Linked DNA regions of Homo sapiens: region 2 is linked to region 1. Evidence: read pairs that join two places in POLR2A ChIA-PET (ENCODE). Cell type or tissue: MCF 10A. All regions are shown on one strand. Links, peaks and the distances in the headings refer to the core of each region. The heading gives the core; the rest is flanking DNA. Region 1 overlaps GDNF-AS1 (GDNF antisense RNA 1). Region 2 has its middle 6.0 kb from the start of LINC02110.

What was found. Peaks named below come from ENCODE experiments on the same cell type or tissue, not always from the same donor. Only the 100,000 strongest peaks of a DNase experiment are listed, where the experiment ranks them.
Region 2: POLR2A ChIA-PET joins it to region 1 with 10 read pairs; 2 of 35 experiments call an interaction of 5 or more read pairs at or near these places.

The regions. Positions count from the first base shown.
Region 1 is chr5:37,842,108-37,853,613 of GRCh38, reverse strand. All of the region lies in intron 1 of GDNF-AS1 (GDNF antisense RNA 1), which reads right to left. Among named protein-coding and RNA genes, the nearest start is that of GDNF, 7.8 kb to the right of the region's middle. RefSeq lists enhancers at 4,909-5,409, 5,473-5,602, 5,410-5,910, 4,927-6,126. In MCF 10A, for the core only: no CTCF peak of the experiment used is centred there; a DNase peak (open chromatin) is centred at 5,553.
Region 2 is chr5:37,936,691-37,948,196 of GRCh38, reverse strand. No RefSeq gene overlaps it. Among named protein-coding and RNA genes, the nearest start is that of LINC02110, 6.0 kb to the left of the region's middle. RefSeq lists an enhancer at 9,695-10,274. In MCF 10A, for the core only: no CTCF peak of the experiment used is centred there; a DNase peak (open chromatin) is centred at 6,716.

The sequences.
Region 1 (11,506 bases), core at 1,462-9,461:
GATGGATGGATGGATGGATGCACAGATGCTTGGATGCATGGATGGACAGACGGACAGATGAGTAGGCTAACACACGCACTGTACCTCTCTTAGGAATGCTCTTTCCAATTCACTTATAGTCTTTCATCTAATTAACTCCTATTCACATGTTGGTTCTCGGCTCAAGCATTGCTTCCTCAGAGAAGCTTTCTCTGATCGCCAGTCAAGATCAGGTTCCTTCATTATGTCCTTACATAGTGTAGTGTTCCTTTCTTCAGATCACTAAGCTACATGGGGTTATGTATTCATCAGTATGATTACACACATGTTTAACGTTCATCTCTTCTAGGCCATAAATTCCATGAGAGTGGGACCACATACGAGCTTAAAAAATGAATGAACAAATAAATGAATAGGTGAATGAATGAACTGTGAGCTATGAGCTTGGAACTTGGATATAAAGATAATTCTACCGTAATCATAAAGTTGCAGTATTTAAGGAAAACAGAAAACTTCAAGGTCAAATGGCACTTATATAATAAAAGAATCTTAGAGTTTTGAGGGACCTTTGGTTCAATATCCTACACAATGTGGGAATATATGCATTGAATATTTGACCTGTATGAACAGAGTGTATAATTTGTGTATAACTTCATTTTTGGAATAGGTATTTAATTATTTGGGAAATGTCATTTGCTATGGTACCCTAAAACTCTGAGATGTTTAATTAAGTTCATATTAGTGCACATTTTATTCTAAAGGATGATTTTATTCATGATTTTTCAATTAATCAATTTATAGGTCTACCTAACTCAATACAATGCAATAGGTGTGTGCATGTGTGTGTATACACACACTATATAAACTATGTGGAAATCATATATTCATCAACAAAATCATTTAAAGTGCACCAATCATGTCACTAAACAAATGTTAAGATAAATTATTCCATAAAATGAAGAATAGTTTAAACTTCAGACTATTTGACCTCTAATCTGTGTTTTGCAGGTCTAGATTTTTAATCCGACCTTTCTGAAAATGAGACCCACCTATATAGGCACCTACAGTTCTGGATTTTACAATGACGAGATTCCCCAGAAAAATGACTGTGGAGCATGTTATTATCATGTGGAATATTTGAGGATTAAACTGGTTCTCTCTAGTATGTTCCAGAAGCCACATGCAGATGACCTTCAGATTCCTCCCTTCTTCTGCTTCCTTCTGAGATGGGTACTGGTTGATTGTCGATTCCATCCTGATGCAGCCTCAACTCGCAGCCTGACCCTGCCAGCCGACTACCATGGTCTTTGCCTGTTATGTGCCCATGTGGACAGCTTGTATGGCACCTAGAGTATTCACAGGAAATTAGCTCATCAACTCTTCACCCAACCTGATGCCAGACACACAACTTGTAATAGGTGGAAAAAATAATAATGTGATGACATCATTAGTTTCTCCTCCCTCTTCCTCGCTAGCAGAACCCCAACTGTCCAGGCAGCATTGTGCCCAGTCCCAGAAGCTGATTCATGGTTAGTCTACAAGCCAGGCACATCAATCCTCCTTCCTTTCACCAGTGATTGGTCTAGGACAGGCACGTGAACCAGTTTTGACCAATGGTATGTGAAGGGAAGCCTACTAGGGGGATGCTAGGAAGGATTTTCCTCTCTTAATCGGAGAGGACTAGGCTGGGCGCGGTGGCTCACGCCTGTAATCCCAGCACTTTGAGAGGCCGAGGCGGGCGGATCACGAGGTCAGGAGACCGAGACCATCCTGGCTAACACGGTGAAACCCTGTCTCTACTAAAAATACAAAAAAAATTAGCCGGGCGTGGCGGCCGGTGCCTATAGTCCCAGTTACTCGGGAGGCTGAGGCAGGAGAATGGGGTAAACCCGAGAGGCGGAGCTTGCAGTGAGCCGAGATCGCACCACCGCACTCCAGCCTGGGCGACAGAGCAAGACACCGTCTCAAAAAAAAAAAAAAAAAGAGAAGCCTAGAAGGAGATTTCTTTTCACTCCATTCCCCGCTTCCTTCTTGTTTGGGACATTGTCCTGTAAGCACATGACTCTTGAGAGTTATGACATCCATCTTGCACCATGAAAAGAGGCATCACCAACACAGGGACATCAGCAGCATCAGGTCTTTAATGACATCATCAAGCCACTACACCAACCCTGGGAACTGGTACATCCAGGTAAGTGAACTACAAATGTCTTTATAGCTTAAGCAGTTGTTAATCGAGCTCTGGGCTACTTATACCAAACACATTCCTGACACAAATAATAATATAATCAATATCTTATGTCAGCATGGCACTTCACATTCTTCAAAATACTTTTAAAGCCATTATTTTATTTAATCCTGCCAACAATCCTGGGAAGAGATAAGTGCAACTATTATTATCCATCATTTTTACAAATACAGAAACAGATTTAGAAAGAATGAATCTCATGTAAAAAAAAATCAAAAGAACCAGACCTAACACTGATTCAAGACTCTTTGCTTTAGTCCAGGAGTTGGCAAACTATGGTCCAAATGTGCAACTGGCGAACTAAGAACATTTTTTGCATTTTTTAAATAGCTAAAAAAATTAAAAGAGCACTATTTCATGACACATAAAAATGTGAAATTCAAATTTTAGTGTCCATAAGTAAAGATACATTGGAATACAGCTATGCTCATTTGTTAACATATTGTCTATGACTGCTTTAGTGCTGCAATTACAGCACTATTTGACCTCTAATCTGTGTTTTGCAAGTCTAGATTTTTAATCCGACCTTTCTGAAAATGAGACCCACCTACATAGGTGCTGCAATTACAGCATTAAAGCAGTCAGTAGTTGTAAACTACTGTATGGCCCACAAAGCCTAAAATATCTACTATTAGGCCCTTTGCAGAAAAAGTTTGCCAACCTCTGCCTTAGTCCTATTACACCCACTCGTAAAAACTTATGCTCCAATAAAAAACAATGCAGAGTGGTTAGAACACCGTATTTTACACCCTAGCATGGTGATCTGAGGTTTAGTTGCTGTTTGTCATTTTTTTCCATTGTCTGACTATAACCTACTGACAGCTTCATAATCCCTAGACTACCCAGATAGGAGCAGGGAAATGGCTTGACTAACTGCTAATTAATCAGTCTGGCTTGAATTCTCCTTTCAGTAAACACTAGAACACATCTGTTTGAAACAATGTTTTGATGAAACAGTCCCTCAATCAAAAAGAAAAAAACTCACATCCCATGTATGCTCTGCTGCAGTTTTTCTTCTCTGAGATTTGCCATCATCTGAATGTAAATGAATCATGCTAAATCTGGTATCAAACCCACAAAAGACACTCTAGGGAGATTATGAGCAACCATGTTACACAAACTAAGATTATGCAAACCATGTAGCAGATATAAAACAAGTCATTTTATTTCTTAATCATTTTCTTGCTTTGATCTTTGTTAACATAATATTGAATGAACACTACATTTCACTAGATAAGAAAATATATATGTGAATATTTAATAGAGTACCTAGTACATATTTTGTGCTTGTTAAAAATTAGTTGAACCTGAAATTCAGTGAACCATGAGGAAGAATATTTTTAAACCACTTAATTGTAGAAAAGAATAAAGTATGCATCTTTAGCACATAAATTCTAGGAGTCGGCAGTCTACGAAGATTTATCTCAAAATAAATTTTTTCTTGTTCTTGTGGCTTTGGTTTAAGCCACTTCATAGAACCCCCAAAACATGCCTTAAAAGATACAATGCCAGCTTTATTCCAGAGCAGGCCAACATGGTTTCACCAGTTTATAAATCTTTGCATTGTTGTAAAACAGAAACAACATGCCAGTCTGCAAAGATTCTTTCACGAGTCTTAAATTCAAGTTATACTCACCCCACTATAGTCATCGAATAGAGAGCCTGGGTTCTCCATGATAGAGGTTCTTTCTAGGGGTTCAGAACTCCTGATCCTTGTCACCTGGAGAGCCCAATGTTTCAAGTTTATCTGCTCCCTCTGCCGCCTCGCTCTGTGGTAATTACCAGGCTCCCAGGGCTGGCCTAACAGCTCATGTGATAGAAGTACACAGGCAAAGAAACAAACAGCTGCATGAATTCCAGCGGCATTTAAACCTTAAACAACCTGAGGAAAGTTGCTGAATCAAAAATGGAATCTAAAAAAGTCAAACTCATAGAAGTTGAATTTCTAGAATGGTGGTTACCAGAGGCCAGGGGAGGAGGAGTGGCGGCGGGAGGGAGGAAAAAGGAGGGAAAGGGGAGACGTTGGTCAAAGCATTCAAAGTTTTGGCTGGAGCTAAGGAGTTGGTGATCTATTACACAGCATGGTGACTACCATTAATAATAATGATGTATTGTAGATTTCAAAATAGCTAAAAGAACTATTTTAAATGCTGTCATCACAAAGAAATGTTAAGTATCTGAGGTGATGGGCATGTTATTTAGCCTAATTTGATCATTCTACAATGTATACATGTATCAAAACATCATGTTATACCCCACAGATACATACAATTATCATTTGTCAATTAAAAGTTAAAAAAAATGTTAAAGGAACAAACTTGGGGAAACAGCTTTCAAAACATTTTAGCAAAGAACATAAGGGCTACATCCAATTGGTCCAGCCTCCAAAAGAAAACGAATAGTAAAATGTGCCAACTTATAAAAAAGTAATGGCTGAAAATGTTATTTCTTTCCTAGACAATAGCTTCATTTTAATGATTACACATTCTCTGGGAGAATTGATAAGAAACTGGTAATTGTGTTACCAGAGAAGTGGATGGCTTGAAGATGGCATGAGAGAAACAATCACTTATCACTGAAAATACCTTTGCACCTTTTGAAAGGTGTAATGTGCATATATAATCTTGTCAAGTAATTGCATTAATTAAGTTTTTAAGATTACATATTACACACCCAACGCATATCATGAGTAGACCAAAGTTACTAAAAGCACACAATGCAAGGTGTGACTTCTAATAAGAGTCTTCATTTTTTCATTCATTTAACAAGTAGTTATATGCCAGATACTAAGGAGGTGAACATTTAAAATGTTGTTCCTTCCCTTACAGAACATTTGGTCTAATGTAGCCATGGCTATGCATACAAGCAATTTCATACAATAAGTATGAAGTGCAGTAGAACAGAGAAAGGATGCCCAATAAACATTGGGACATTTATTCTCCAAACATATGTTACAGCCTCCTGGTAGTCACCTGGAGACACCAGTCACTTAGTCCAGAAATGTTGTGATTGTTTAGCATTGAGAGTTCCTCTTTTGGAATCAGTTTACAAGCTGTGTGAGTGATCTACTGCCATAATGTTGCTGCATAACAACCACAAAATCCCACGGGTATACAATAAGCCTTCCTTGCTTATTCCAGACTGGTTGAAGAGGCAGCGCTGTTGATCTTTACAGGCTCATTTACATGTCTGGGGATGAAGAGTGGAGGGGAAATCAGTTGGCTCTCAGCTCATCTAAACTGACCTTGCCTGTGACAAATGGAGCAATACTGCTCTGTTCCACACGCCTCTCATCCTCCAGCAGGCTAGCCCAGGCATGTTCTCCTGGCAATGGCATAGCTTTGAAAGAGGAAGCAGACACATGTTTACCTTGTGAGTCTTGGCTCAAAACTGGCACTCTCTCACTACCATTGCATTCTACTGCCCAAGACAAGTCACAATGCCCCTTCAGATTCAGAGGATGGGGAAACAGACACCATCACTTTAGCAAGAGGAACTGCAGAATCACATAGCAAAGAGCATAGATACAGAGAAGAGTGAAGAACTGAGGCCATCGTTGCAATTTACCACTGAGCCATGAGCAGTCTCTAAATTATCTTCTCTTGGTTTTAACCCTCCTCTTTCACTAGGATTGATTTCAGACGGTTTGATCTTTGCTCAAAATTCACCCCACCCTCAAAACCCAGAGAACTGCCATCCCTGAATACAGAGATGCTGTCTCATGACTTTTTCTTTGTCCCTCAGCAACTGCCAACACAGGGCCTTATGAAGGGAGATGGCTAAATGATATTTGTTGGATGGATGACAATTGTGTTTGCAGGTTATAAAAGTGTTTCAAGTGACAGGTGCATATTAGGATATATAGATAGTCTTCTCAGATGACCACTTTGAAACAGATGCCACATTCTAATATGTTGGTGTCCCTGAGTTAGTATAGAAAATTGACCCATTATATTTAGGTCACATTCCTACTATTCAAGATTGTAAAGTAGATACTTATTACAATTATCTTAACTTTAGCTTTTGTTTTTTACTCAGATTTCTAAAATGTACCTCCCAATCTTTCACCCATTATTTTTCAAATAGTGAAGTCATTCTACAAATAGGTATTGCCTAACCTCATGCTGGGTATATTATCTGCTGACTTACCATTGGCTAGAGAATGCCTCTGGAAAGGATAACAATGACCTACCTTACAGGACTTTTCTGGGAAGTTACATGATAGACTGCTCGAAGAAAGGTCTGCAAATTCACCTGGTGTAATATTAATTCTTTACATTTCTAGAGCTGCCTTTCTCTCAAAGAATTCCAAGCGCTTCACATATGGTCCGCCAGATCCTCTTAGAGTGTAAATTATGCCCCAGGAGTAAGTTAATTGCTTGCAGGGAGGCATTAACTCTTTCAGGTCACTAGGGTTCCACTTACAGCATTGCAGGAGGGCAGTAATTTACCAAATAATACACCAGTGACCGGAAAGTATTTGTGCAATATAAATTATTCCCAGGGAGTAACTTATGAACTCAGAAAATCTGGTTTATTATCTCATCTATTCACACAGATTCCCAGGGAGGGAGAGAAGGAGCAAGAAGAGAAAAATAGGTAGAAAAATAGGTGAGGCTACAAGTTTCCCAAGCTCCCACAGCTTCTCAGGGGCAGAGCTCCAACTTGAGTTGTCTGATCACTGGCATGCCTTCCTCTCAACTTGAGGCTGTGGGACTTGGGGCTGTCAACCTGAAGTTTCTGCTAATCAGGGCCAGGACTAGGATGAGGTGAGAGAGGTGACTCAGTGTCTTCACCTGAGTCCTGGCCCTGCTGCTACATCAGTGAGATATGTATTAGCTTGAAACACTCAAGGGACCATAAAATCCACACTCGCATTCACCGCTTGCTTCTATTAAACCCATAAATAATTGTTGAGGATTCATGAATTGATCAATTAGCGTTCCCATATGGAGGAAAAATGGAGAAGGCAATGGAGGAGGTAGTGTAACAGTAAAGAGGAGTGGATGTCATGTTGCTCTGTTGCCATTCTTGGAAACAGTCAAACAATTCATGTATTTTAGGTAAGAGCAGAAGAGACTAGATTGAAGTCTGTTTATTACGTAATTAATATATGGCATAGAGGTCTCTTGGAATATTTTGGCTTAAAGATCCAAATACTGGCCAGAGGCGGTGGCTCACATCTGTTATCCCAGCACTTTGGGAGGTGAGGTGGAAAGATAGCTTGAGCCCAGGAGTTCCAGACCAGCCTAGGCAATATAGGGAGATTCCATCTCTATTTTCTTTTTGCTTTTTTTTTTTTTTTTTGAGACGTAGTCTCACTCTGTTGCCCAGGCTGGAGTGCAGTGGCATGATCTCAGCTCACTGCAACCTCCACCTTCCTGATTCAAGCGATTCCCCTGCCTCAGCCTCCTGAATAGCTGGGATTACAGCCGCACGCCATCACATGCAGCTAATTTTTTTGTATTTTTAGTAGAGATGGGGTTTCACCATGTTGGCCAGGCTGGTCTCAAACTCTTGACCTCAGGCAATCTGCCTGCCTCAGCCTCCCAAGGTGCTGGGATTACAGGCATGAGCCACCACGCCCAGCCTATTTTCTTTATAAAAATAAGTAAATAAATAAATAAATAAATAAATAAATAAAGGTCCAAATACTGAATCCTTGTCAGAGTCAACTGACCACTGTGAATTCCCATTCTTTAGGAAGGTTCCAAAAGTGTGCAACAGGAACTAGGTGGTCCACAAAAGAATTAGGATACTGGTATCTTGACTCCCCACTCAAATCTCTCTCTTCCCCCCAACCCCCATCTATCTCTGTGCCTTTGTGATGGCTGTCTAAAAGCCAATTACAGAAGCATCATGGCCTTTTAAGGGGAAAAAATGTATTTAGTGCTCTGCTCTCTGCCTGGGAGTTTTGCTGTTCCAAAAGGCAGCAATCAACTTCTGTTCAAATTTCTGCTCCCCATTCAGCCTGACATTAACCTCTGCCCCCAATAGAGATCCCAGTTGATTTATCTGAATTTTGACTCATTTCTTGCCTCAATAAAATATACTAAATCACAATTTGAAAGGTGACAGAACACTCCCCGTGTGCCCCCTTCCATACACACACACACACACACATATAAAACCAGTGAAATAATTGTATAGCACACTTACTTGGATGGTAAGACTGTCAGAGTGGCCTTGGGTAAGTCACTTAACCACTCTCTGCCTCCATTTTCTCCCCTTGTAAGATGAGGAGCTTGGACTAGAAGTCTCAGGTCCCTTCCAATTCTGGAACTGATAAGTCTCATCAAAGTGATAACTTTAACCTATACTGGAGTCGGCAAATCATAGCCCTTGCGTCAAATCTTGTCCACTGCCTGCTTTTGTATGGTCCATGAGCTAAGAATGGTTTTTACATTTAAAAATCAAAAAAGTATTTCATAACATGGAAAAAATTATATTATCATTTACATATCATCTATGGGTGCTCTTGCAACACAAGGCTAGAGTTGAGAAGTTGCAACAGAGACAGTATGCCTGCAAAGCCTAAAATATTTACTATCTTTACAGAAAATGTTTGCTAACCCCAGACCTAAGCCATCAGACCATTTGCATAGTAAGAAAGTCTGCCGCAACACTCTCACCTGATTGAAGTTTTATCTCTGGAAAAGAGAAATTTCACAAAGTAATTTCAAGAGCCAAAAACAAAATTAGTGGACAATGAGACAATTTGATCCTAATGAAAGAAACTGCTGGAAATCACTGATAAATCTCCCTTGCCAATGTCAGGATTGATTTCTTATGAGAAACGATTTACTCCAAAGAATTTGTCACTTCCCACTACTTGCAAAAAGGCCATTACAGTGAATTTTTCCCCTTTCTTTTTTTCTTTTCACTTTTTTTTAAGTGGTCTGAAGGCAAATCTATCTTTCCTTCATGAGTAATAGGATCATTCGTGAAAATGGCTGTTAAAAAGCAAGCAAGCATGGAACAAATCGCAGTCCAATAAAGCTGTGACTTTGAAAAGGAAATTGCTCTGCTTAAGTGATGGATTCTGTTTCAGTCCTCACGACCCAAGTTATGAGGCAGTCCAGGGACCGGGGTCCTGGCCCTCATAGTCAAAGCAGCTGCAAAGCCCCACTGGGAGCTCGCCAAGGACTCTGTGAATGGCCAAAAGCTGACCCACCCACCCCATCACGTCTACAGGCTGCAGCCCTACAGGGCCACAGAGGCTGAGCAAGAATGTGGCAGTACCTAGCATCCAGTCTCCTCCAGCGACCCTTTCAGCCAGCCTGGAATGTCCCCTCACCCCCACCTCCTCTCTGCTTACTTACTCCAATCAAGGGCTAGTTTGAGTTCCATAACCTTATAATACCCTGTATTATTTTTCATCATTTTATGGTTGTGTTTTCTCTTCCCAAGGACTGTAAGATCCTTGGGCACAAATTGCACCGATCATTTAGACAACTTTCAGTTAGAGACTCACAAGAAATCCCAGTGAAGAGGACGATAGCGATGAAATAGGAAATTAGCAGGGCTTCGAACCTTTTTTCTCAAAGAGGAGATGGGAGGCTTGAACAATGTTTGTTCTCTCTGATTCTCAGGCAGGGCTTCCTAGATAAAAAGCTGAGATCTGGGGACAATGTGAGAATCCTTAGCAGTATGTTGCTGTTGTTGCTTTATCAGAGGATGTTCTGCCTATTGAGAGCAGAGTCGGTGCTGCAAATTCTTCCCTTCTGGACTTCGCTGAGGAACAGCTTCAAATCAAACTATTCCGTTTCCTTGAGAACAGAGAAGCTGGAGCCTCGGAGCTGTGGGGCTCCCTACTTTCAGCTTATGGGGGCGTGAGACTGTGACATCAGGCCATCCCCTTGTTCCCAAGACACCAAATGTTTGCTTCCCATCTTAACTCTATTCAAGGCAGTCACTTCAGAAGGAACTTTTGCTGAATTCATCTGTATGCTGTAGCCATGTAAATAAATGTTCTTTCAAAATTAGAAATATTTGCTTTAATTCTAAATTAAATTTAACATTTTCCTTTATATTACTGTTTTAAGATACTTTGTATTTTGAAAGGAATTTAATGTTTTGGAAGAGTCTTAGTCTTAGAACCTATCAAAATAGGGCTTCTTCATTTTGCTTTCAAAAAGAATCATAAGATGATTGCAACCACTGGGAAAAGATAAAGCCAATTCACTAACCTGGGAGCATCTGAAAAATCAACTCCTGAGCTCCACCCTTCAAGAGATTCTGATTTAATTGCCCTGAACAAGGCCTAGGTCTGGGACTTTTTTTTTTTTTTTTTTTTGAGACAGAGTCCCACTGTGTCACCCAGGCTGGAGTACAGTGGTGCAATCACTACTCACTGTAATCTCCACCTCTCAAGTTCAAGCAATTCTCATGCCTCAACCTCCCAAGTAGCTGGGATTACAGGTGCCCACCACCACAACCAGCTAATTTTTCTATTTTTAGTAGAGACTGGGTTTCGCCATGTTGGCCAGGCTGATCTCAAACTCCTGACCCCAAGTGATCCACCCACCTCAGCCTCCCAAAGTGCTGGGATTACGGGTGTGAGCCACCACCACTTCCAGCCTACAGGTCTGGGTATTTTTTGAAATCTCCCCAGTGTTTCACTGGCCATGTGAAAATCAGACTCCAGGACATGAGTCTCATATATACTTCTGTTGGAGTATTTATCACTTTATACCATCAATACTCATGAGCATATCTCCCTCTCTGTAGTGGTAGTTTCTGAAGGGCTGGGAGAGGACTGTCAAAACCCAAAGTGCCTACCATTAACCCACCTCCTTCTGAGGGACCATCCTCTGTGGAGGGAATGTGGGGAGGAACTCTAGGAAGTATCTCAAGCAAAGGTGGCCAGGCTGTGTACTCTGTGATGCCAACAACCTGGACATGAATGATTGGCCCAGGATAGGCACCTGCCCCCAGGTCTGCGGATATACAGGGTGTTTTGCAACCTGTAAGGAGACTGATACAAAGGCTCAGTCCAACTCTCACCCCTGGTGAATCCCTAGCAGGACAAACTAGATCCTTTCACTAAAGGAGTTTAAATGTGAGATCAACTGAGAGCTGAGCAGTTGGTAGCAGGAGCAGAAGCCAAAGGACACCCAGGGGAAAACAGCGAGAGAGGAGCTGAATCACCTTGGCGGCTAAGCCGTTAGTGGGGATCGGCAGATGCCTGCTGCTGAGGGGGCAGCGAGATAACCCAGTCACAGAGCTGTATCCTGAATGACCTTCCAGTTCCTGAACTTCAATCCAGTTTTCATGAGG
Region 2 (11,506 bases), core at 1,745-9,744, 94 kb before region 1:
CTCTTAAAAATCATCACATCTCTGGGCTTTCATTTCCTAGAGACAAAGGCACGAAGAAGTTGGCTGTCTTTCTCAAGATTGCAAAGTTGCAAAACCCAGCTCCAAGTCCATGACCTTCCCACCACCAAACCCCACACTTGAACAAGTGGACAAATAAACCTCAGCAGGCACTGGCTATATACTGGGTATGGATTTCAAGTGCAAAGGAAAAAGAAAAAATTTAACTCTTTATCCTATTTAACAAAAATAATTAAGAAATGGAATGTTCTGATTGAAAATTACCAAGCATATGATGTATGGATGATCAACTTTTGAAGAATTTGAAACAATTAGAAATTAGAAAACAGAAGCCCACATCCTTTGAAACCCATAGTGCAGGTAGGTGAATGCTTTCTTCATGGTGCCTAAGACATTTTGGAATGGCAAAGATAACAGTAATGCCTGGCATTGCTTTATCTCCATGTCATTTGCAGTTTCGGTTTATTTCCAAAGGTTTCTGTAGCAATCAAAAGAACTAGGCAATAATTTAAGTGAGACTGAAACATCAGTCAAGGGCGTGGAATTTGGGAAAATAAATTACTGCTGTGCCTCTTCCTGATAAGAAAATAAGGATGATTGTTTGCCTTTTATTTATTTTTGACAAAACAGAGTTATTTAATAAGTGAAAATATATCAAAGGTAAAAATAGTTTTATAAAGAAGTTCTGAATATTTTATTATTAAAGTAACATAAACTCATTTAGAAATTAAACAGTAAGTAAAACAAATAGCATGAAAATAAAATTATAATTGCCTTTAATTTCACACTTAGAGACCACCATTATTTGTTTCATGTATTTCTAATATTTTCAGACTTTTTTTTTTTTTGAGACAGAGTCTGGCTCTGTCGCCAGGCTGGAGTTTAGTGGCATGATCTCGTCTCACTGCAACCTCCACCTCCCAGGTTCAAGCAATTCTCCTGCCTCAGCCTCCTAAGCAGTTGGGACTATAGGCACACACCATCACTCCCAGCTAATTTCTGTATTCTCAGTAGAGATGGGGTTTCACCATGTTGGCCATGATGGTCTCCATCTCTTGACATTGTGATCTGCCCATCTCGGCCTCCCAAAGTGCTGGGATTACAAGCATGAGCCACCATGCCCAGCCCAGACATTTTTAACAAAAATAAAATTCATATTGTCTAATATGCGTACAATTCTTATATCTTTCCATTTCACTTTTCACTGTGTCATGAACATTTAAGCATGGGTTCTGATTTTTTAACAATTGTATAATATTCCATTTATCTATCAGTCAATGAAAAACAGATTTAACCAAGCCCTCATTGCTGGGTACTTAGGTTGAATCCAATTTCTATCTCCCACAGAAATCTCTGAATCTCCACCAGACTTCAAGAAACAAAATCACTGGGTCGAAGGATATAAACATTATTTAAGGTTTAGAGAAGGTTTTAAAGCAATAAAGGCAAGGAAATATTTAGTACTTTTTTCATTTATTCCTAACTTGCCTAACAAAGGTTAATGACCCCGGCCTTATCCACAGATTTGACTATAATTTTTCATTTTCACCTTGAGATTTTATTTTGGAATTGTTATCTCTTTGGACCCTGGCTCTTTGGGCGGAGTCTAGCATCAAAATTTTTAGAGAAGGATGTTTTCTGGGGTACTGGAAATATTCTACTTCTTTATCTGGATGGCGGTTACATAGATATATTCAGTTTGTGAAGATTCATGGGACTGTACATTTATGATTTATGCACTTTTCTGTATGTTTGTTTCACTTAATAAAAATTATGCTTACAAAAATAGTGCTTCGTTAAATCATGAAATGTTAATTTCCTCAAGTGAGCCCTAAACAGCCATGAAATCCTTGTGGTCTTGGAGATCAAATAATATGAGTATTTGAAACCACTCGATGTTTTTTAGATACAAATAATTATTATCATCATCACCTGAATGAAGTCATTCTTGCTAAACATATGAATAAGGTAACACTCTCAGAAGGCATTTTTATTTTACAATGCAATTAATTCTGAAATTGGTGAGTTGACAGGTGTGGAGAGGGAGTCTTTGGATAGGCAGTTTTTTCCCATGCATACTCCCTCTGATTCCCTCACCTAGGGAGTAAGGTACATGTAGCATGGGTAGTCAGGCCACTCAGACTCTAGTTTTAGAATCTAGAATTCCCAATTACAGATTACCCAGGACACACAGTTCAGCAAGTTCATCAATATCCAGGCTCAGTTTCTCATCTAAGAAATGTTGCTTGGTTCTCTCTGGGCAAGGCCAACACATACAGCTGGGAGGGCTGTTCGCTGCACAAGGACACCTGGCTAAGATATCTTAGGGGGATGATGTCCAGGGCTCACCAAGTCATACATCCTGGCTGGGGATTAATCCACTCAGAAGAAGGGGGGCCTCTTAAAAATATAGACAAAGATGCCAAATGAGCTCCCATGCTCCATCTCTCCCACTTTTAGGCCAAGCCCCGTGGATTAACTAGGCTGATCCACCATGACAGTGGGCAATTATTCAGGCAAGAAGTCATCATCAGGCAGGGTATGCTCCCACAGCTGCACAACATGGGTTTGACTTTAGTTCTAAAACAGGCCCTGTCAGCCCTGTGCTCTGGATGAAATCCCCAGAAACTCCTGGGCTCCTGACACCTGTGATGGCTCATTCATGTGTTAACTTGGCTGAGCTATGGTGCCCAATTATTTGGTCAACCACTAATCTAAATGTTGCTGTGAAGATATTTGGTGGACATAACTAACATTTACAATCAATAGACTTTAAGTAAAATAGATTACCCTCCATTATGATTGGACCTCATCTAATAAGTTGAAGGACTTAAGAGCAAAGACTCAAGTTTCTCAAAGAAGAAATTCTGACTCAAAACTGCAACATGGAAACCCTGCCTGAGATTCCAGCCTGCTGGCCTGCCCTACAGGTTTCAAACTTGCCAGCCACCACGATATCATGAGCCAATTCCTTAATAAATCTCTTCTGTCTCTCTCTCTCTCTCTCTCTTTTTTTTTTTTTTTTTTTTGAGACAGAGGAGTCTCGTTCTTGTCGCCCAGGCTGGAGTGCAGTGGCATGATCTCGGTTCACTGCAACCTCTACCTCCCAGGTTCAAGTGATTCTCCTGCCTCAGCCTCCTGAGTAGCTTGGATTACAGGCACCCGCCACCATGCCCAGCTAATTTTTGTACTTTTAGTAGAGGCAGGTTTTTGCCATGTTGGCCAGCCTGGTCTCAAACTCTTGACCTCAGGTGATCTGCCTGCCTCAGCCTCCCGAAGTGATGGGATTATAGGCGTAAGCCACCGTGTCCAGCCTCTCTCCTGTCTCTCTCTCTGTGTGTGTGTAGGTGTACATGGAGAGATACATACATATCCCATTATGTATAAATATTATACCCCATAGATGTATATATACATAGATGTCTTCTGGATTCTATTCTCTGGAGAACTCTGACAAATGCAGCATCTGAGAACTGCAGCCCCTACAGTAGAACAGAACCTGATGAGAAGCTTCTTGATTCTCATGAGGCCTTGCACTGGAAGAAGCTTCCAGGAACACAGTGGTTCAAGCCAATCCCAAAGAGCAGAAACCTACAAATGCAGAAATCCCATTTAGCCCTCATTTTAGAAGTCTTTGTAAAGCTTCTACTTACAAATACATGCTCATAGCAGACAATTTTAAGAAAATAACTAAACAGGATAAGATTTCAGGTATCAGGATCTGAAAGTGACTTCAAGACAAGTTTTCATCATTTAGGATGGGCTTTTCCATGCATGATTTCACTTGATCTGGCAGTATCTCTCATGGAATCCAATTCTCATTAAATTCTGGACACGTGAAATAAATGGAATAAAACATGGGGAGAAGCATGTTGTGTTCTGCCACTGAAGCCCACATGACTGCAGAGGAGTTTCTCTAGGTCCCTTGGGCATTGTGCTTTTTAAATAAACTATGTTATTCAGCTGATATTAAAAGCAAAGTGAATGTCTAAAAGTAGTTCAAACAAGGACATCTCCCCTGGATTTTCATGAGCAGGCCCCAAGTCTGAAATGGCATATAATGTCTACTAAAAAAAAAAAAACAAATCTACTTAGAAATTGCAATCAATCATTTTCTTTCCTCCCCTCCCTATTTTCCTTTATCTCTCTTGTAGATTAATCTGAAGAACTTGGCCCAATCGCCTCTTTTCCTGTGTGCACACACCCTTTAGACACCTACAAGCAGATCACTATCACCCTGGGAATGATCAAGGACTGAATGCCATTTTCCCCTTCACCAGCTTTGCACTTTCTCATTTGGAAGCCTCTGGCTGTCAGTCTGTCTACATCTTGCTTGTGTTTTTTTTGTTTGTTTGTTTTGTTTTTTGGCACTATTTCCTTTCAGGTCTACCTTTCTTCTATCAGAATTCCTCTGACAAGGACATAGTTACCTTCTAGCTTTTTCCACCTTCAGCAGGTAGTGTTCACTGGAAGGGAAAATTCTTTTTTTCTTTATTATACTTTAAGTTTTAGGGTACATGTGCACAATGTGCAGGTTAGTTACATATGTATACATGTGCCATGTTGGTGTGCTGCACCCAGTAACTCGTCATTTAACATTAGGTATATCTTCTAATGCTATCCCTCCCCCTTCCCCCCACACCACAACAGGCCCCAGTGTGTGATGTTCCCCTTCCTGTGTCCATGTGTTCTCATTGTTCAATTCCCACCTATGAGTGAGAACATGTGGTGTTTGGTTTTTTGTCCTTGCTATAGTTTGCTGAGAATGATGGTTTCCAGCTTCATCCATGTCGCTACAAAGGACATGAACTCATCATTTTTTATGACTGCATAGTATTCCATGGTGTATATGTGCTACCTTTTCTTAATCCAGTCTATCATTGTTGGACATTTGGCTTGGTTCCAAGTCTTTGCTATTGTGAATAGTGCCGCAATAAACATACATGTGCATGTGTCTTTATAGCAGCATGATTTATAATCTTTTGGGTATATACCCAGTAATGGGATGGCTGGGTCAAATGGTAGTTCTAGATCCTTGAGGAATTGCCACACTGACTTCCACAATGGTTGAACTAGTTTACAGTCCCACCAACAGTGTAAAAGTGTTCCTATTTCTCCACATCCTCTCCAGCACCTGTTGTTTCCTGACTTTTTAATGATCGCCATTCTAACTGGTGTGAGATGGTATCTCATTGTGGTTTTGATTTGCATTTCTCTGATGGCCAGTGATGATGAGCATTTTTTCACGTGTCTTTTGGCTGCATAAATGTCTTCTTTTGAGAAGTGTCTGTTCATATCTGGAAGGGAAAATTCTTAAGAAGTCTTGGTAGAGTAGCCCCCAGTCATCCCCTATGTGTGCCAAGGATGATGAAAATAAGGGGGAGGGGGGGAAGAGAACGAAGAGGTGGAGAAAGTTGAGATGAAGCAAAGATACTTGCAAATTTCTTGCAGATAGGATCTGAGTCTTGCTCATCTTCAAATCCTTACCTCTTAACACCTATGTGCCTAGCACATAGCAAGTGCTTACTCAATGCCTGGAGAATTAAATAATAGAAAAAAGAATGAACAGACATGGAAAAGATCAAAGTCTGTAGGGAGGAAGGCAGAGAGGGAAAGAAAAGAAAGGAAAGGAAGGAAGGGAGGAAGGGAGGGACGGAGGGAGGGAGGGAAAGAAGGAAGAAAATAGGTGACGATTTCTGGCAGTATAAGAAAACTAAATAAGGCTGAGCATGGTGGCTCATGCCTGTAATCCCAACACTTTGGGAGGCCAACGTGGGTGGATCCCTTGAGCCCAGGGGTTCAAGACCAGCCTGGGCATTATGGTGAAACCCTGTCTCTACAAAAATTAGGTGGGCGTGGTGGCACACATCCGTAGTCCCAGCTACTCAGGAGGCTGAGGTGGGAAGATAGCTTGAACCTGGAAGGCAAAGGTTGCAGTAAGCCAAGATTGTGCCACTGTACTCCAGCCTGGGCAACAGAGCCAGAACCTGTCTCAAAAAATAATAATAAAATAAAAATAAAATAAAGAAAACTAAATAAAGCACTGTTTCTTGAATGATTGGTGGTTTGAATCTCAATTTTGGAACTCACTAGCTGGGTCACCTTGGGCAAGTTTGTTAAGCTTTCTAAGCCCCAGTTTCCTGATTAGTATAATGAGGATTATTATAGCACCTACCTCACTGGGTTGTCATGAGGATTAAATGTGGTTATACATGTAAATAATACCCCATAAATGTGAATTATTTTACTTTCTTTATCATCATCATATCATCATGGCAGAGTGAGGACACCATCTCGTAATGTTACTACCACCTATTGATCTTTAAACTGGGTCTCTTGTTCTAGAAATATCTTGATTTAGTAACCAGTGAAATATTAAGAAGACTATTTTGAGGATGTTTGTTGGCCGTTACTCAGGAGGTGATTTAACATGTTAATTTTGTGTTCTGACAGTGCTTAAGGACATGGTGGAGTACATTCAGAACTGTTACATTTTTATATTTTCATCAATGAATTTAACATTTCTTCTGAACGTTCAAAGCATCAGCTAAGAATGTGAAGGAAGTGCATCTTTCATCACTGTATTAATCACACTATAGTGAATTATCACTCCCTGGGTTAACAGTGGAATGTTCCCTTACATCCCGCAATATTTCCAACAGCCCAAACCCACACAAGTTTGGCAGAAACCCAGGGCCCACGGTGCTCACTCACCTGACGAGCAATCACACTTCATTTGCAACAAGGAGGAATTCCCTTTCTGATGACAGATGCACTTTAGGGACACACCTGCTGGGCTGGGTACTGTCTCATGACCACTCAGGGGAACTGACCCAACAAGCTTTCCAAACAGGCAGGTAAACATCAATCCCAGCCTATCCATCCACAGCCTCAAGAAAATGAATGCAGAGAACTCAGGGAGTTTTCCAGGGATGATAAGTGATAAGAAAGATTAGAAGGTGTAAGGGTCTATATCTTAATCCCATGTTCATTCACTGTTTTCCCTCCCACTCACCCAACAGTAAATTGAATACTTGCTTAAAAAGAATACGGGCTGAATCACCATCTAGTCATACATTTGTTTTACAAAATTACTACCCTCAGGCTATAATTTTTCATAGGTCTCTGCTCCTCCTCTTGCTTCTCCTATCTCATGGAGCTAATCTAAACATATAACCTTTTACCCAGACCAGATTCAGCCATATGATTATTATTTTCTTCAAAGTAAAAGAAGTGACCACCTGTGTCATGGTACACAAGGTTTACAGATTACAGAAAACACACTGCTATTAGTGTCTGTTTTTAAAAAAAACCTTCTTCCTAAATCTGTGGTTCTCATTATCCAAGAGTCTGTTTCCTTAAAACTCCAGGAATGAAGCTGTGAATGACAGCAGCTCATCTCAGTTGCACATAATAATTAAAATGACGGCATTTATATTTGACAAGTTAAATTCCTAAGCAAGGAACTCTAGTTTCATTTACAAGAGGCTTCTTTTTTTTTAAGCTACCCAATAAAGAGCACCATAACAAGAGAGAATTGCCCTTGGATGTAGACGGACAAGAAAAGAGCTTAAAGAGAAAGTCAGGTCCTCCAGAGGATATGCTGCTCACCTGAGGCCAAAACTTGGTCATTTAACCAGGAACTCGCCAGCTGGGAGTACCCCTGAAATGCCCCTTTCATCCAAGCTGGACAAGCTTGGATTCAGAGTCATGGCACTACAGGCCGAGTCCCCAGACCTGTGAGTGCTGGGTGAACCTGAGCAGCTCATTCAAGCTTGCTGTGGCCTTGTTCTCTCTATGAAACAGACAGGCTGCCCACCTCATGGCACTGTTATGGGAACCAAATGATTTCATGTGTGAGAATACCTAGTAAACTGGCAAATAAGATAATTTTCAAGTAGAGCAATCAGAGAAGGCATCATGGCCAGGAGAGGCTTCAGGCCAAAGGGGCAGGGTCTCATTAGGTAAAGAGCAAGAGAACAATATGGCAGGTAGAGACCATCACAAGAGCAAAGCCAATCAGGTGCAAGGAGTGAATGAGACTGGTGGGGGAAAACTGAAGGGCAGCATGCTAGAGTCGTGAGAAATCGGCCTTTGGTCCTTCAGTTTGGATATCCACAAGGATCTTGGGATTAACATTTTACAAAGTAGTATTTTCCATAATAGTTTGATAAAATCTTAAACTATACAAAATAACAGTTTTCCATAAGACATGCACATTCTTGCCCACTTTTATTGACAAACAATTCTCCCAATAACTATGCACCCTCTAGATGGTCCCTCATATCACTAAGCCAGAGGTCCTCAACATGTGGTCCCTAGACCTGTAGCATCAGTATCACCTGGTGTGACAGGCACAGTAATGACTCTTGCCAAAAGACATCCTCATCCTAATCCCTGGAATTTGTGAATATATGGTTACATGACAAGGAAGAATTAAGTTTGCAGATGAAATTAAGTCTATTAGTCATTTTGCTTTAAAATAAAGATATTATTTTGTATTACCCAGGTGAGCCCAGTGTAAAGACAAGGATTCTTAAATGAGGAAGAGGGAGGCAGACAATCTGAACCAGAGAGATGGCATCTGAAAAAGACTCCGTCAGCCTTTGCTGGCTTTGAAGATGAAAAGGAGCCATGAGCCAAGGAATTCAGGCAGCCTCTAGAAGCCAGCAAATGCGAGGAAATGGATTCTCCCCTAGAGCCTCCAGAAAGGAATTCTGTTCAGCCAACACCTTGATTTTAGCCCAGTGAGACCCATTTTGGACTTCTGCCCTCCTCTGGAACTGTAAAATAATAAATTTGTGTTGTTTTAAACCACAGAGTTTGTGGTAATTTGTTTCAGCAGTAATTGAAAACTAACATACCTGGAAATCTGCTAAAAAGGTAAATTCTCTGGCTGCACCCCAGACCCACTGAATCAGAAAATCTGAGGGTGGAGCCCAGCAGTCTGTCTTGAAACAAGCCCGCGAGGTGATTCTTATGCCTGCAAAAGTTTGAGAACCATTCACTAGACTAAGCAATCACAGTTATTCCCCTGAAGCAAACACATTCAGACACAGATGGCCAAGAAAACTCAACACTGACAGTTAATGACTTGATTAACCATGATAAAATCTACCAGGCCCATGTCCTGCCTTGACAAGCACACAGTAGGAAACCAACCAAGTCACTGGTGATTCAGACTTCTCTGGGCTTAGGGTCCTCACTGAGAACATCAGTGGTGAGTATGCCCTAGTCCCAAAACCTATTCTGGGAGGTCCTTTTTGAACTCCTATCTGATTCCAGCTAGACTTTTGGCAATGGGAGTCATTTGCCTCTTTCTCACTAAACTTGAGTATCAGGAGAAATGTGAGTAGGTGAGGGTCCAAGTAAATCAGAGATTTCTGATGGCCCATTCCAGAAAGGAGAGGCAGAGTTGACTTTATAAACTCAGACATGGAGGGGTAAGAGTTCTCATAGACCATAAACTGGTTCCCCTAGCTTGCCTTTGGTTCCTGCTCGCCCCCACCACTGCAGCATTGCCACCAAGTGGTGAGTCAGTCTCAGCTTGAGTCTCTCCAAGAATGAGGACCTCACTACCTCCAGTGGTAAATTGTTCCATTTTGAGAGGGTCCAATTATTAGACCTGAGGTTCCTTCATTGGGCAGCTGGTTTTCTTTGGTGCTCATGCTTGATTTCCTTCTGGCCTCCGCTGACTTCTCTGAAGTCTCAGGTGCACACTCACATGCAAGACTGAAATATGACAAGGTTGCAGCCTTTACTACCACTACATGCACTCACTTGTTTTCTCAGCACTATTAGCCTCCACTGACCTCAAAGGGAAGCATGTGTATAAGCTGGGCAGGAGGTAGGCATGGGCCGTGTTAAAGGCAAAGTACTTTAAAAGCCTTTGATGAAAGGCATTAAGGCTTGAAAGGGTTGTTTCTGAAATACTACACCTCCCTTTTAAGAACTCTTAAGATCTGGAGGGTGATACTCTCTCACCCCGGAAGAATTCAAGCATGAATGTTCTTAGAGTGTCCAATTAGGAATCCAATTCCATCTCCCCAGATGCTCATTTCCACCAAAATTACCTAGTTGAATCTGCATTTTTGTTTTTTTCAAGGAACAGACCAAGCTATGCTAAACAATTTCCCAGAGTTAAATAACCATTGGTAGTATTGACAAGTAAGATATAAAGCCCAATAGCTCCACTTAATACACATAGCTATAAGTAGAAAGAAAGCTCCAAGGCACTCTTTTAGTACTCAATAATTTAGTAATCCAATTGTTTTGTGCATCTACTATGTGCCAGGCACTAAGCTAAATACCAGAGAGCATGATAAAGAACTGGAAAGACATAGTAGCTACCCTCCTGGGGCCTACAGATTTCTTTTAAACATCAACTTGCCTGTATTTATAGGGTCTTGTGGCTTCAAACATTTATAAAATAATTTAGGGAAATTTGTTTGTTGGATTGGAATGCACCTGGATCCCTAATTCAGATGGCTAAGTGATGTTATGTGTTTTTAGACAATGAAGCTGGAAATCCAAGACAAAATATTCCCTGGATTTTCAGACATTGCATGTTAAACACATAAAATAATCTTATTCTTATTCATTGATATATTGGTTTTTTTAATGGAAACAACTGAACTGGTGTGCAAGAAGGGATTCTTTAATAGAATGCATGGGGTGGGGGTTATTCTTTCTTACTCTATGTCTTGATGTTTATTTCATCCAGAGTTCAAACTTGGTGGCCAGTGTCACTTGGTTAGCAGCAGTGATTTGTGAGCCCACAGTATTCCCTGTAACCTCCATCAACCATGAGAAACTGGCTCCCTCATTCCACTTATTAGCAAAAAAGCATGAACTACCCACTGCTGTCATAACATGAGCCCTCATCAACACCTGAATAGTTTAGATTTTACCAAAAATTCAAGACCTTTATATATCTTCAACAAGAAAATGAAGAAAAGTTATAACTTGCATCATGTTATACCCTAAAGTGGAATCTAGGCTAACAGAAATAATGGCTGAACCCCTCAATAAAACTGTCATGTAATGAAGACACTCAATAGCCCCGTGGGGAAGCCCACATGGAGAGAGGCCCACATGGAGAGGAAGGAACTTACCAGCTCTTGCCAGCCCCACCTTGCCGGCCATGTGAGTAAGCCACTTTGGCAGCAGATCCTACAGCTTCAGTCAAGCCTTCAGATGAGACCTCAGATATTGTGGAGCAAAGACAAGCAACCCAAATGTCCCTTCTCTGAATTCCTGACCCACAGACACTATAAGATAATAAGTGATCATTGTTGTCTTAAGCAACTAAGGTTTAAAGTAATTTGTTAACATCATAATTACCACATACATATTACCACATACATCTATGTGAAAACAACTCTTTTTTAAGAAAAAAATGATGAGATTCCAGATAGTGGTTACCTCCATCGAGGAGGCAAAAGGATAAGATGACACAAGTAATTATTAAGTAATTGGAAAAGATCTA